Linked DNA regions of Homo sapiens: region 1 is linked to region 2. A link is a contact called in ENCODE Hi-C or POLR2A ChIA-PET data. All regions are on one chromosome and are shown on one strand. The core of a region is the stretch at or near the end of the contact, and the rest is flanking DNA. Distances in the headings are between cores, read along the strand shown. Region 1 holds the start of RNF19B (ring finger protein 19B). Region 2 holds the start of BSDC1 (BSD domain containing 1).

What was found. Hi-C counts contacts between places; a loop is a spot of excess contacts on that map. ChIA-PET counts read pairs that join two places held with the same protein, here RNA polymerase II (POLR2A). Pooled maps may share reads with other maps.
Region 1: a loop to region 2 is called in a pooled map, with 8 times the contacts of the local background. The contact joins the promoter of RNF19B here to the promoter of BSDC1 in region 2. A Hi-C loop is called at or near these places in 6 of 50 pooled maps. POLR2A ChIA-PET finds 5 or more read pairs at or near these places in 2 of 52 experiments (Panc1 and activated CD4-positive, alpha-beta T cell).

What each region holds. Positions count from the first base shown.
Region 1 is chr1:32,962,018-32,969,343 of GRCh38, forward strand. RNF19B (ring finger protein 19B) reads right to left here and starts at 2,792. Exons shown (of 9, transcript NM_001300826.2): 1 at 2,034-2,792. The coding sequence starts at 2,668. RefSeq lists silencers at 1,937-2,146, 2,507-3,076 and an enhancer at 2,387-2,891.
Region 2 is chr1:32,393,123-32,399,588 of GRCh38, forward strand. BSDC1 (BSD domain containing 1) reads right to left here and starts at 1,319. Exons shown (of 11, transcript NM_018045.8): 1 at 1,282-1,319; 2 at 958-1,018. The coding sequence starts at 1,292. RefSeq lists enhancers at 360-1,057, 1,045-1,334, 1,058-1,753, 1,625-1,704, 2,452-3,147.

The DNA of each region.
Region 1 (7,326 bases), core at 1,542-4,041, 570 kb after region 2:
GCTGGAGTATAGTGGCCTGATCTCGGCTCACTGCACCTCTGCCTCACAGGTTCAAGCGATTCTGCCTCAGCCTCCTGGGTAGCTGGGACTACAGGTGTGCACCACCATGCCCGGCTAATTTTTCTATTTTTAGCAGAGACAGGATACCACTATGTTGGCCAGGCTGGTCTTGAGCTCCCGACCTCAGGTGATCCACCCACCTTGGTCTCCCAGAATGCTAGGACTATAGGCGTGAGCCACCGAGCCTGGCCTGTGTTCTCTTAATATTCGTTTGGTTAAGAAAACAGATCAACAGTATCTGTAAAACTTTAATATAAATTAACCTCAGAGGGCCAGTAAGATCACTAGACATAGACAGTTCCATGAACCTAAAAGGTCCTTCCTGATACTTATTAACTGAAAGTGAAAGTGAGCCACCATAAACACCATTCCTTTGACCACAACACTTCAAAGTAATTTAGAAACCCCATCTCAGTGAGGTTAAATAGCACACCCATTTCTAAACAAGTTTGGCAGAATTAAAAACAGAAGTTAACTCTTCTTACTCTCCTAGACACTCTAAGACAGCTCCTTTTGAAAGGAGACAACCAGCAGCATCATGGAGATTTCAAAACCACCTTGATATATAGGCTACAATTAAAAGTCCTTAACTCCTTTGAAGCTAAAGATCACACAACTTTTTACTAGCATTACGTTTACACACTGCAAGGACTCCCCAGCATCTTTTTGTCGCCAAAACATGACACACAAGAATAAAATTATCTGCCCAAGGTCACAGAACAGGTAATGGCTGTCTGACTCCCAACTACTTAAATGAGCCCCTCTTCCTGCGTGCAACCCCTTCATGGGATATACTGACAGTAACAATTAGACTTCTAAAGGCGGGGAGGGCGAGGAAGGTCTCCACTGAATGCTTCAGATAGCAAAATCTGGTGTATTATGTCTCTGCAGATATTGCATATTTTAATTTACTGCCCTTTAAAATTCAGCCTACATGGTGCATTAAAAAGACTGTCATCAAGAACTCAAGATCAAAGGGGTTCAGAAACACAATTTCTCCTATCACACCAACCTCTGGGCATTCTTCTCAGTGCCCCCATTGAGACTCTGGACAAAGAACATATCTGTCTACCCCTCACCCTACCCAAGGCAGCAAGGTAAGAACGACAGAGTGCCTCCCGATAGCGTGGCACAGAACACATAGTGCTCAGGGTACCCGAGAGCCTATTCCCCAGTCACCTCCATCCCAACTTTCAGCGGTGGTTGTCAGGGAGAACACGCCTTCTTCTGCAATGCTAAGTCTGTCCCTAGCCAAGTGGACACACCCCTCCGACGCGCTGCCCCCTCAGAATATTCTCATTCCCTCCTTGGCCAAATATCCCCTCCCCACTCTCATTAAGAGATACTCCCCACCTTGGCCGGGAGCGGTGGCTCACGCCTGTAATCCCAGCACTTTGGGAGGCCGAGGCAGGAGGATCACCTGAGGTCAGGAGTTCGAGACCAGCCTAGCCAACATGGTGAAACCCCATCTCTACTAAAAATACAAAGAAATTAGCCGGGTGTGGTGGCGGGCGCCTGTAATCCCAGCTACTCGGGAGGCTGAGGCAGGAGAATCGCTTGAACCTGAGAGGCGGAGGTTGCAGTGAGCCGAGATCGCGCCATTGCACTCCAGCCTGGGCGGCAGGGCGAGACTCCGTCTCCAAAAAAAAAAAGAAAAAAAAAAAAAGATACTGTCCTCACCTCCGGACAGAGGGCATTCCCCCAACAAAAAAACCGCCTCTCCCTGTCTCCTAACTTGGACAGCTCCCTTCCCCTCACCGAATGCTTAGCAGCCACCTCGAGCCCTGGGGCAGGGGGCGGGGTGTCGGGTGCGTTCACACCACTAGTCTGGGCTTGCCTGATGGTTACCACCCCGCCGAAGCTGCCGCCTTGCGGGTTTCCCTGCTTGGGACACCCACGCGGGGTCCCTGCTGCCCCCAGCCACGCCCCTCGGCTGCAGCCCGCCGCCACCCGCGCCACGCCCCCGCGCTCACCCGCAGTCCGGGGCCGGGCACCAGCGGCAGTCGGGGTCCGAGGCTAGGTAGCGGCGCAGCATGAACTCCTCGTACTTGTGCATAAGCGGCGGGTCGGCGAGCAGCAAGCGGATGTCGTGCGGGTTGAGTCGCTCGCTGCACTCGGGGCAGCTGATGGGCACCCTGCTCTCGCTTATCTCCAGGCGCAGGTAGTGGCGGAGGCAGTCCCGGCACGAGCGGTGCGGACAGCTGAGGAGGCGCGGGGCCCGCTCAGGCGGCAGCCGCACCAGGCACAGCGGACACTCCACCTCCTCCGCGCCCGGGCCACCGCCCTCCGCCGCCTCCTCATCGTCGAACCCAGGCTCCGCCGCCGCCGCCGCGGCCTCCGCCTCGGCCTCGGCGGCCGGCTCGGCGGGCAGCGCCTCGGGCGGCGGGCCCTGGGCCGCGGCAGGGGCCGGGGCGGGCGGCGGCTGCGCAGCCGGGGGCGGCGGCTCGGCCTGCGGCTTGGCCCGGGCGCGGCGGCCGCGGGCCGAGGCAGAGAAGACGCTGTGCAAGGTGAGGCGCCGGCGCCGGCCGCCGCTGCGGCACTTAGGGTCGGGTGCGGCCGCATGTAGCGATGTGGAGCGCGGCGACTCGGAGTCCTTCTCGGAGCCCATGGCCGGCAGAGGCCGAGGAGCCAGGGGCGCCCAGCGCCGCCACAGCTCCCGCCTCAGCGCCCCTCAGCCAGCGCCCGGCCGCCGCCGACGCCGCCACCACCGCCTCAACCGCCCTCCCGGCGATAGAAGCCGAGCGGCAACGACGAAGTGATTATAAAGCCTCCGCCCCGCGCGCCGCTGCCCTGCGCAGGCGCTTCGCTCAAACACCTCACAACCCTTGCGCCCCGGTCTAGGAGTGCGCTGGGCAGGGCCGAGCGGGGTGGGGCCGAGCGAGCTGGGGCGGAGCTCCGCCTCCTGCCGGTCAGGTGGTTCCAGGGCCGCCATGTTGCGGAGACTCTCAGAGATCCTAGCCCGCTGCTCTCCCTGGTCTCCGCCTCCAATTCCATCACCATGACACCCAAGGTGGACTTTTTGGTTTGCCGTTCCTCACAGGTTGATTGCCACTTCCAGTAAATGATGGTTCAGTTACATTATTTATAAAAAGCAGGCAGGGGTTGATCAGATGGTGACTCCCAACTGGTTCACCTTCCAACATTTCTGTTTATTAAGCAGACGGCATAAATTAATAAAGAATATATTCATTCACTGAGCTTCTACAAAGTGCGAGGCATTAGAAAATAAAACAGACAAGGTCCCCTATTGCAAGGGACTTCCAGAATAAAGTCCAAATTTCTTAGTCTAGCATTCAGTGTTCTCTATGTATTTAATAAACCCTATGTATATAATAGTCTATTTCTAGGCTCACTTACCATTCTATCCTCCTGGTATCTTGCTTACTTACCAAACTTGTGGAAGGAGACCCAGCGTTTTCTTGCCTGGCAGTGCCTTTGCCTTTCTTTTTCTAGTTCCCCATTCCTCTGACTGGGGGAGGATCTGGACCCTTAGGCTTCCTAGTGGGAGGCAGGCAAACAGCTTCAACAACAGGAATGTATCAGGATTACATTCAATTGCAAATAACAAAAGAAAAAAATAGCTTACGATTGAAATTTATTTATTTTTTTTCCTGAGACGGTTTTGCTCTGTCACCCAGGTTGGAGTGCAGTGGCGTGATCACAGCTCACTGAAGCCTCAACCTCCCAAGCTTAAGCGATCCTCCCACCCCAACCTCTGGAGTAGCTGGGAGCACAGGTGCGCCACCAGGCCTGCCTATTATTTTTATTTTTTTCATGGAGATGAAATCTCCCTGTGTTGCTCAGGCTGGTCTCGAGCTCCTGGGCTCAAGCGATCCTCCTGCCTTGGCCTCTCAAAGTGCTGGGATTACAGGCATGAGCCGCTGCACCTAGCCAGAAATTTCTCTCTTTCCATGAAATATAAGTCCAAAAGTAGGCAGTTCAGGGCTGTTCAGCCATCCTCAGTATTTGGCTTCCAGTGTTAAGGTCACCTCACTATGGTCCATATTCCAAACAGTGGGAAGGAAAAAGGGAAGAAAGATGCATCCTCTTCCTTTTAAGAAGACTGCCTTGGGGCTGGGCGCGGAGGCTCACGCCTGTAATCCCAGCACTTTGGGAGGCCCAGGCTGGCGGATCACGAGGTCAGGAGATGGAGACCATCCTGGCTAACACAGTGAAATCCCGTCTCTACTAAAAATATAAAAAATTAGCCGGGCGTGGTGGCGGGCGCCTGTAATCCCAGCAACTCGAGAGGCTGAGGCAGGAGAATGGCGTGAACCCAGGAGGCGGAGGTTGCAGTGAGCCGAGATCGCGCCGCTGCACTCCATCCTGGGCGACAGAGCGAGACTCTGTCTCAAAAAAAAAAAAAAAAGAAAAAGAAAAAGAAAGAAAGAAAAAAGGACTGCCTCGAAAGTCCCGCACATTTTTGCCAAAACATACTCACTCACATGGCCATACTCAGCTGCAAGGGAGCCTGGGAAACATTCTCTTAACTGGGTACAATGTGCCCAGCTAACAATGAGTGCTCTGTTATTAATAAGGAATGGTAAGATGGGCCAGGAGCTGTGGCTCGCACCTGTAATTACAACACTTTGGGAGACCTAGGCTGGTGAATCTCTTAAGCCCAGGAGTTTGAGACCAGCTTGAGCAACATGGCAAAACCCCATCTCTACAAAAAATACAAAAATTATCTGGGTGTGATGGAGTGTGCCTGTAGTCCCCGCTACTTGGGAGACTGAGGTGGGAGGAATGCTTGAGCCTGGGAGGTTGAGACTGCAGTGAGCCGTGATTATGCCACTGCACTCCAGCCTGGGTGACACAAAAAGACATCGTCTCAAAAGGTGGAAACCAGCTGTGATATTTTAAACCAGGTCTCCAGAACTTCAAACTTTTGACATAAAACAAGAAGGGGAGCCAACAAAGAAAACTGAAAAGCGGGGGCCAGTGACATAAAAGAAAAACTAAGCAGGCATGATGTCACAGACACCAACATAGTATGTTCCCAGAAGGGAGTGGTCAATTGTGACAAATGCTGCTGAGAAATCAAGAAAGATAAGAACAGAGATGTGACCACTGGATTTGGCAACACCAAAGAGTCCTAAAGGAGGGGGAGAGTTTAATCCTCAAATAGGAAGGAGGTTTGATGCTGGATGGCTAAAACAACAATTAATGTCTATATTTATCTGGCAGAATAGGCTAGACTTGGCTATGGTAACAAACAAGCCAAATTTCTCAATGGCATAACACACAACAATGGTATATCTTTTCCACTCATGCAACGCTGGCTGTGGGTTAAGGCACTCTCCAGAGTAGCTCTCCTCAACTCTCCTGGGTAACTCAGAGATCCAGACTACTTCTCTCTTGGGCTCCACTATCTCAATGCAAAGCTTTCAGTATTGCCTCAAAAAGAGAGCTGGAGGCCAGGCACGGTGGCTCATGCCTGTAATCCTAGCACTTTGGGAGGCCGAGGCAGGTGGATCACCTGAGGTCAGGAGTTCGAGACCAGCCTGGCCAACATGGTGAAACCCCATCTCTAAAAATACAAAAGTTAGCGGGGTGTGGTGGGGCGCCTGTAATCCCTGCTATTCAGGAGGCTGAGGCAGGAGAATCGCTTGAACCCAGGAGGTAGAGGTTGCAGTGAGCGGAGATTACACCACTGCACTCCAGCCTGGGCGAGAGAGCAAGACTCTGTGTCAAAAACAAACAAACAAACAAAAAAACTGCAAGGGAGGCTGGGAAATGTAGGAAGAAACCATAAGCCATTTAGTAAGCAGTAGTATCATCTCTGCCACAGTTTCCTATAGTCATCTTTGACTCTGTTCTCAGTGCCCAACGTCCTAATCAACTGCAGAGCCCCCTTAGAGGAGGTATATGCTTATGGTGGGAATGGAGGGTAGGAGAGACGGCTGCCTTGTTCCTTGGGTCAGATTGTGCTAAAAGATATGGGGACCCCCAATTCCAGGTAGACCCAGATGCCTTTTAGATGCTTCTCCTTGTGCAGCTGACAGAAACGGCTGTCAGAATCCCAGCTTGCTGGAAGGCTCAACACTACCAAATGTCTGCTTGTCTTGGCTCTGGCTTCCAAACAAATTCAGCCTCAGTTCAAAGCTGCCAGTGCTTTGGGGAAAATAACTTCTCTTAAATGCCACTAGACTTTGCAGTGGCCCCAACTTGATTGTGTTTTCTTCTCTCCTGAGACTATCACCCTTGAATAAAGGGACTAAAGCAATTCCTCCCACGTTTCCTTATGTGTCTCTTCTTGATAGAAACTGAGTAGTGACTCAGAGATGGCATGAGGGAGAAAAAGATTCTCACTCATCTGTACACTCATTCAGTAAAGATTTATTATACTTACTTGTGCTAGCCTCTTTGCTAGCTACCAGGGTCATGGAGATGAAAAACATAATCTACTGGGGGTTACAGACAAGATGGCAGATCACTGAGATACCAAGTGATGAGGACATATACAAAAAAGCTATGACAGACCAACAGAAGGCATGGCAGGCTCTGCTTAGGGTGGTCAGGGATGGCTTTCCTGAGGAGGAGCCCTTTCAGCTGGATCTCAAATGATGAATATGAGTTGACAAAGTCATAAGAAGGGGGAAGGACATTCCAAGCTTGGGGAGCAGGGAGGAAAGGCATAGTGTGTATAAACACAGGATAAGTCTGAGGAAGTATGAGCAGCAGGGTTGACAGGAGAAGAGAATGTTTGAAAGGACATGAGTGAGAAATGAAAATGGAAAGGTTCTGGCCAGGCATGGTGGCTCACGCTGTAATCCCAGCACTTTGGGAGGCTGAGGTGGGCAGATTGCTTGAGGTCGGGAGGTTCGAGACCAGCCTGGCCAACATGCAGAAACCCTGTCTCTACTAAAAATACAAAAATTAGCCAGGCATGGTGGCACTCACCTGTAGTCCCAGCTACTCGGGAAGCCAAGGCACGAGAATCACTTGAACCTGGGAGGCAGAAGTTGCAGTGAGCCAAGATCATGTCACTGTACTGTAAGCCTGGGCCACAGTGTGAGACTGCTTCTCAAAAAAAAAAAAAAAAAAAAAAGAAAAGAAAAGAAACAAAAAAGAAAATGGAAAGGTTCTGTATTATGGCTCCATTGGATGCAAGGACCAGAAGCCTAACTTGAATGAGGCTAGGCCAAAGGAGTGATTTTTGGCTTCTATAACCTTTTGAACCCTTTGTACCACAGCAACTGCACCCAGGAAAGCCCCCAGATCCTGCACTCCATCATTCATCTTTGCTTCTCTGCATGCTAGCTT
Region 2 (6,466 bases), core at 69-2,568:
CTGGAGTTGGCCCTGAAGCAGGACTCATCCCAATTGCTTGAGGTAAATAGTAATCAACTTTTCCCACAATTCAGTTGGGCTGATTTTGACAAATAAGCATGAAATGAAACAGGAATACACATTGGCAAATTACCCACTGGCACAGCCAAATATCACTCATCCCACAGAGATTGTTCAGCAAGAAGGCCTTCCACTCTCTGGTGATTAATCTCTCTCTCTCTACTGCCCGTTGCATAGCCCCTACTTAGAACTCATCAGGCACCAGTGTGTATGGCTCATGCTCATCTCTGGCTTGGGTTCTTGCTTTTCATCCTGTCTAGGCAGGGTTGCCCTTGATGAGGTTCCTTCTCCACAGGGGCCTTCCCTGGTGAGTTACTGACTAACCAGAACAGACAAGGTGCCCCTGTACTTTCCTTTCACAGAACTTACCACAACGGTAACTAAACAACTATTTGTTTGGCTACTCGGTTAATGGCTGTCTCTCCACTAGACTGTGAGCTTTGTAAGGCCCAGGATTACATCTGTTTGGCTGAAGTCTGTATCCTCAAGACCTATCAGAGTGCTGGTTGTCGCATATACTCTAATATTTGAATGACTATACGAGTAAGTTTTTTTACTGCTAGAATCTTTTCCTTCAAGACCTGTATCAAATGCTCTCTCTTTCACGAAGAAACTGAATTTCCTGAGCTGGAATAAATTGCTCCTTCCTATGGATTCCTACAAAACGTTCGTTAACTCCAGCCTTTAAAACCATCTTTATTTCACTGTGGCTAGTATCACACTGGTTTGCGTCGAGGTCTGTCTTCCCGTGGACCGGTAGAGGCTAAAAGAAAGGCCCAGGTCAGCCTCATCCTTGAGACTTAGCGCCCGCAAAAGTTGGGCGGGGCTGGTTGGACCAGGTTGCATTGAGGCGGCGCAGGGCCCTGCTGAGGGAAGAAGGGCACGGGCCCGGCTTACCTTCTCTTTGACTGCTTGGTAGCTCTGCTGCAGCCAGCTCCGCCACCATCCCACGTCCTCCCTGTGGAAGACAGACACATCTGGCAGCACCGCGGTGCGATTCCTGCCCGCCCAAGGATCCGGTTTGTTCCCCGCTCAGATGTACCCTGCGGGCCGAGGCTTCGCAGACCGCTTGCCCACCCCCTCACAATGCGACTCCACTCTGCCCTTTCAGATCAGTCCACGCCCCCGCTGATCTCACGTTCCCCACCGGGACTCTCGCCCAGCACCCCAACCCTGGGAGAATTCAGGCCCCAACGCCTAGGAGCAAAACGACAAGCTCACCCTTCCGCCATCTTGCCTGCATGACATCACCACTATTTACTGACCTTTGACTTCCGACACGGCACCGCCCCCTCAAGGACCGCCCCCGAGGCGCTCGGCCCAATCCTCGCGCCGGCACCGCCCTCAGCCCAATCCCCTCCCTGCGCCATCATTAGGTCCCGCCTCCCTGAACTCTATCCAGTCTCTGTCCCGAGTTCGCCCTCAAACTCCGCCCCTGAACTCTCAGTTCAATCGTCATTCAGTCCTGTCCTCAGGCTCCACCAAGCTTGACTCTTTGTCACTGTCCGCAAACGTCGGGTACGGTGGCCTCTATGGACGATGATCAGCCGACAAGCTGGACTGCGGAGAGCTGGGAGCAGAGGGGAGGAGGAGAGATAGCTCGAACGTCAGGATCCCAGAGCGCAGGGTTAGGACCGCCCCCCTTTGTGAAACCAGCTGCGTAGAGGCTGCTTTGTGTCTCTTTGGGCTAATTCAATAAGCCCATATTGCGGGGCTGTGGCCCAGAGTTTGGAGGAATGTGAATAATTCAGAGGCGACTTAGATGCAGCCTTTGGAGGGCTTACGGGTTAATGGGAGACACACACATTCAGTAATCTCAACTTTCGGTGGCCCAGCTCAGAACAACGCCAGGTGGAGGTGGTCTGGAGAAATCCGGAGACCGCCTGGATTGAGTTCTACTGCGATTGGAAGGGAGATTCCACAGCCCACATACTTTGGACTTTAATTAAGGTCAGCCCCTCCACGTGTGCGGTAGATCCCATCGCCTCTTGTTTGCTTAAGGACATAGATCTAGTAATCCCCCCTTCATCTCTTTTCCCTCTGATGACTGCATTTATCCTTGTCATCATCCGTACTGCTGTTTCTCCCATCTCAAAGGCAAACAAAAACCAGCCCTCTCTATATCCCTCACCGTTTCCCTACTCCCCTTTACAGCAAAAGCGTTGCCTACTCACAGTCTGCAACTCCCCTCTCCTCCCATTCTCTCTTGAACTCACTGCAGTTAGGTTTTTGCCTCTCAGACAATCCTTTGAAATAACTTTCTTTTATTTATTTAATTTTATTTAATTTTATTTATTTTATATTTATTTGTAGCTCTGCTGCAGCCAGCTCCGCCACCATCCCACGTCCTCCCTGTGGAAGACGGACACATCTATTTTATTTATTTATTTATTTTTGGTCCTCCCTGTGGAAGACGGAAACATCTATTTTATTTATTTATTTATTTTGAGTCAGAGTCTTGCTCTGTTGCCCGGGCTGGAGTGTAGTGGTGCAATCTCAGCTCGCTGCAACCTCTGCCTCCCGGGTTCAAGCGATTCTCCTGCCTCAGCCTCCCGAGTATCTGGGATTACAGTTGTGCACCACCATGCCCGACTAATTTTTGTATGTTTAGTAGAGATGGGGTTTCACTATGTTGGCCAGGCTTGTCTCGAACTCCTGACTTCAGGTGATCTGCCCTCCTCAGCCTCCCAAAGTGCTGGGATTACAGGCATGAACCACTGCACCCAGCCTGACATAACTTTCTTAAGGTCGCCAAGAGGAATGGCCACTTTTCAGTTCTTGTTTTACATCCGCATCTTATTTGACACAGTTGACCACTTTCTTCATTTGGCTTCCAGGACATCATGCCCTCTTGACTTTCTTCCCCGTTCATTGGCATCTCAGTATTCTTTGCTGTTTTCTCACCGCCTTCTTGTTGCTGGAATGGGATATTCCCTGGGAGAAGGCTCAGCCCTTGGTGTCCTCCTCCTTTTTGATGTTTATAGTCATTCCCCAGATATTCTCATAAAGTCTCATGATTTTATTTATTATTATTTTTTAAGATGGAGTCTCACTCTATTGCCCAGGCTGGAGTGCAGTGGCATGATCTTGGCTCACTGCAACCTCTGCCTCCTGGGTTCAAATGACTCTCCTGCCTCAGCGTCCAGAATAGCTGGGATTACAGGCACCCACCACCACACCCAGCTAATTTTGTATTTTTAGTAGAGATGGGGTTTCACCATGTTGGCCGGGCTGGTCTTGAACTCCTGGCCTCAGGTGATCCACCCACCTCGGCCTCTGAAAGTGCTGGGAGTACAGGCGTGAGCCACTGCTCCTGGCCCATTTTATTTTATTTTTAAGACAGGATCTTACTCTGTCGCCATATTAGTCCATTTTCACACTGCTAATAAAGACATACCTGAGACTGGGCAATTTACAAAAGAAAGAGTTTTACTGGACTCACAGTTCCACATGGCCAGGGAGACCTCACAATGATGGAGGAAGGTGAAAGGCACATCTCACATGGTGGCAGACAAGAGAAGAGAGCTTGTGCAGGGAAACTCCCGATTTTAAAACCATCAGATCTCATGAGAACCATTCACTATTATGAGAAAAGCACGGGAAAAACCCGCCCCCACCATGATTCAGTCATCTCTCACCAGGTCCCTTCTACAACACGTGGGAATTATGGAGCTACAAGATGAGATTTGGGTGGGAACACAGAGCCAAACCATATCAGTTGCCCAGGCTGGAGTGCAGTGGCACGATCATGGCTCACTGCAGCCTTGACTTCCTGAACTCAAGCAATCCTCCTGCCTCAGTCTCCTGAGTAGCTGGGACTACAGGCATGCACCATCAAGCCCAGCTATTATTATTTTTTTAAATAGAGATGAGGTCTCCCTGTGTTGCCTTACTTTTAATTTTTCTTTAGCAGTGCTTCACTATGTTGCCCAGGCTGGTCTCAAACTCCTGGCCTCTAGTGATCCACCCACCTTGGCTTCCCAAAGTGCTGAGATTACAGGTGTGAGCCATCTCACTAATCTCATACTTTTAAATGCCATGTATATGCTGATGGCTCTCAAATTTCCTCTCCAACCCATACATTTTCTCTGAACATCAGGTTCATTTTGTCTATTTGCATGTGTAATAGGTGTATTATTTTTAACATGTCCCAAAACAAACTCTTGATTTATCCACCTCATCTTCCTGCAAACTTTCCCACATTTGTAAATGGAACCTCATTATTCCAGTTGCTCGAGCCAAAAACCTAGGAGTCATCCTTGCTTTCTCACTTTCTTTCATACTCCCAAACTAATCCCATCAGCAAATCCAGTTGGCTCTGCCTTTCAAACAAAACCAGAATCTAGTGACTTCTCACCACCTCCACTGTTATTATGTAGATACAAGCTACCATAATCAATCTCATGGTTAATTACAAGAGCCTCTTAACAAATATTTCTGCATCCACTCTTGCCTTCCTTAAGTCTAGTCTTCATTTGCCTGAAAGTAATCTTTTAAAAGACATACGTCACTGGGAATGCAACTGGTATGGAATACAATATGCCATTTCCTCAAAAAAATTAAACAGAATTACCATATGATCCAGCACTTCCACTTCTGAGTATATACCCAAAAGAATAGAAGGCAAGTACTCAAACAGATATTTGGTGGTTTTTTGTTTGTTTGCTTGTTTGTTTTGAGATGGAGTTTTGCTCTTGTCACCCAGGCTGGAGTGCAATGGCACGATCCCAGCTCACTGCAACCTCTGCCTCCCGGGTTCAAGCAGTTCTCCTGCCTTAGCCTCCCTAGTAGCTGAAACTACAGGCGCATGCCACCACGCCCAGCTAATTTTTTTTTTTTTGAGACAGAGTTTCTTTCTCGTCACCCAAGCTGGAGTGACAAGCAATCTTGGCTCACTGCAACCTCCACCTCCCAGGTTCAAGCGATTCTCCTGCCTCAGCCTCCCAAGTAGCTGGGATTACAGGTGCCCACCACCATGCTCTGCTAATTTTTGTATTTTTAGTGGAGACAGGTTTTCACCATGTTAGTCAGGCTGGTCTTGAACTCCTGACCTTGGGCGATCCACCCACCTCGTCCTCCCAAAGTGCCAGGATTACAGGTATGAGCCACCATACCCAGCCCTGGCTAATTTTTTGAGGTTGAGGCTGCAGTGAGCTGTGACCATGCCACTACATTACTGCCTGTGCAATGGAGAGACCTTGTCTTTAAAACAAAGAAAAACATGTGTGTGTGTGTGTGTATATATATATATATGTATATGTATATACATGCCAGATTACAGCCTTCCTCTGCCCAAAGTTCTGCAATGTCCTCTTATTTCACTCAGAGAAAAAGCCAATAAGTCCTCACAGTCTCCTTTAAGGCCCCGTATAGTTGATCTGACCTCACATTACTGGCCCCCTTAGTCACTCTGCTCCAGACACATTGGCTACTTTGATATTCCCTGAAAATTCCCGGGACTCTCCTGACTTGGGGCCTTTCAACTTGCTGTTCCTTTTGTTTAGACTGCACTTACCTCCAGATATTTATGTGCTTCTAACTTTCACCTCATTCAGATCTTTACTTGAATATAATCTTCTTACTCACCCTGACCACATTATTTAAAATCACAAGTTGCATAACAAGCACCCCCATTTCTCTTCTCTGACATATTGTATATTATACTTTGTTTAAAAAATTGTTTGCCTCCTTCAGACTAGAAATGCAACCTCAATGAAGGCAGGATTTTTGTCTGTCTTGTTCACTTGTCTACGGCTAGCACCTACAACAGTGTTTGGTACATAATAGACACTCAATATTTGTTCAGTGAATGAAAGAATAAATGCAAGGAGAGTGAGGACAAAGACAGGACTAATTTAGAGCAATCTGGAATAGCTAAAAAGAAAAAGGAAAAGAGAGGATGGACGTGAGGCTGTAAAGGTCATTAACATCTCGATTCTTGAGAGCCTTGAATGCAGGACTTAAAATTCATGGACAGAGGAGAGTCACCAAAGGTTTGGAATAAGGAAATGATTTGTGTTGTGAAGATGATGTGATCAAATGATTGAATGCTACTGTTAACAGATCTAACGGTGCCATTGGGGTGAGCACTTTATACAGTGTACCTTCCCAAAAGCTCAATGAGGTGGGAACTATTTTTAATCTACATTTTATAAATGAAGAAGGTGACCAGGCACGGTGACTCATGTAATCCCAGCATTTTGGGAGGCTGAGATGGAAGGATTGCTTGAGCCCAGAAGTTTGAGACCAGTATGGGCAACATAATGGCACCCTATCTCTATTATTATTATTATTATTTTGAGACAGTTTCACTGTGTCGCCCAGGCTGGAGTGCGGTGGTGCAATCTTGGCTTACTGCGACCTCAGCCTCCCAGGTTCAAGCGATTCTCCTGCCTCAACCTCCTGA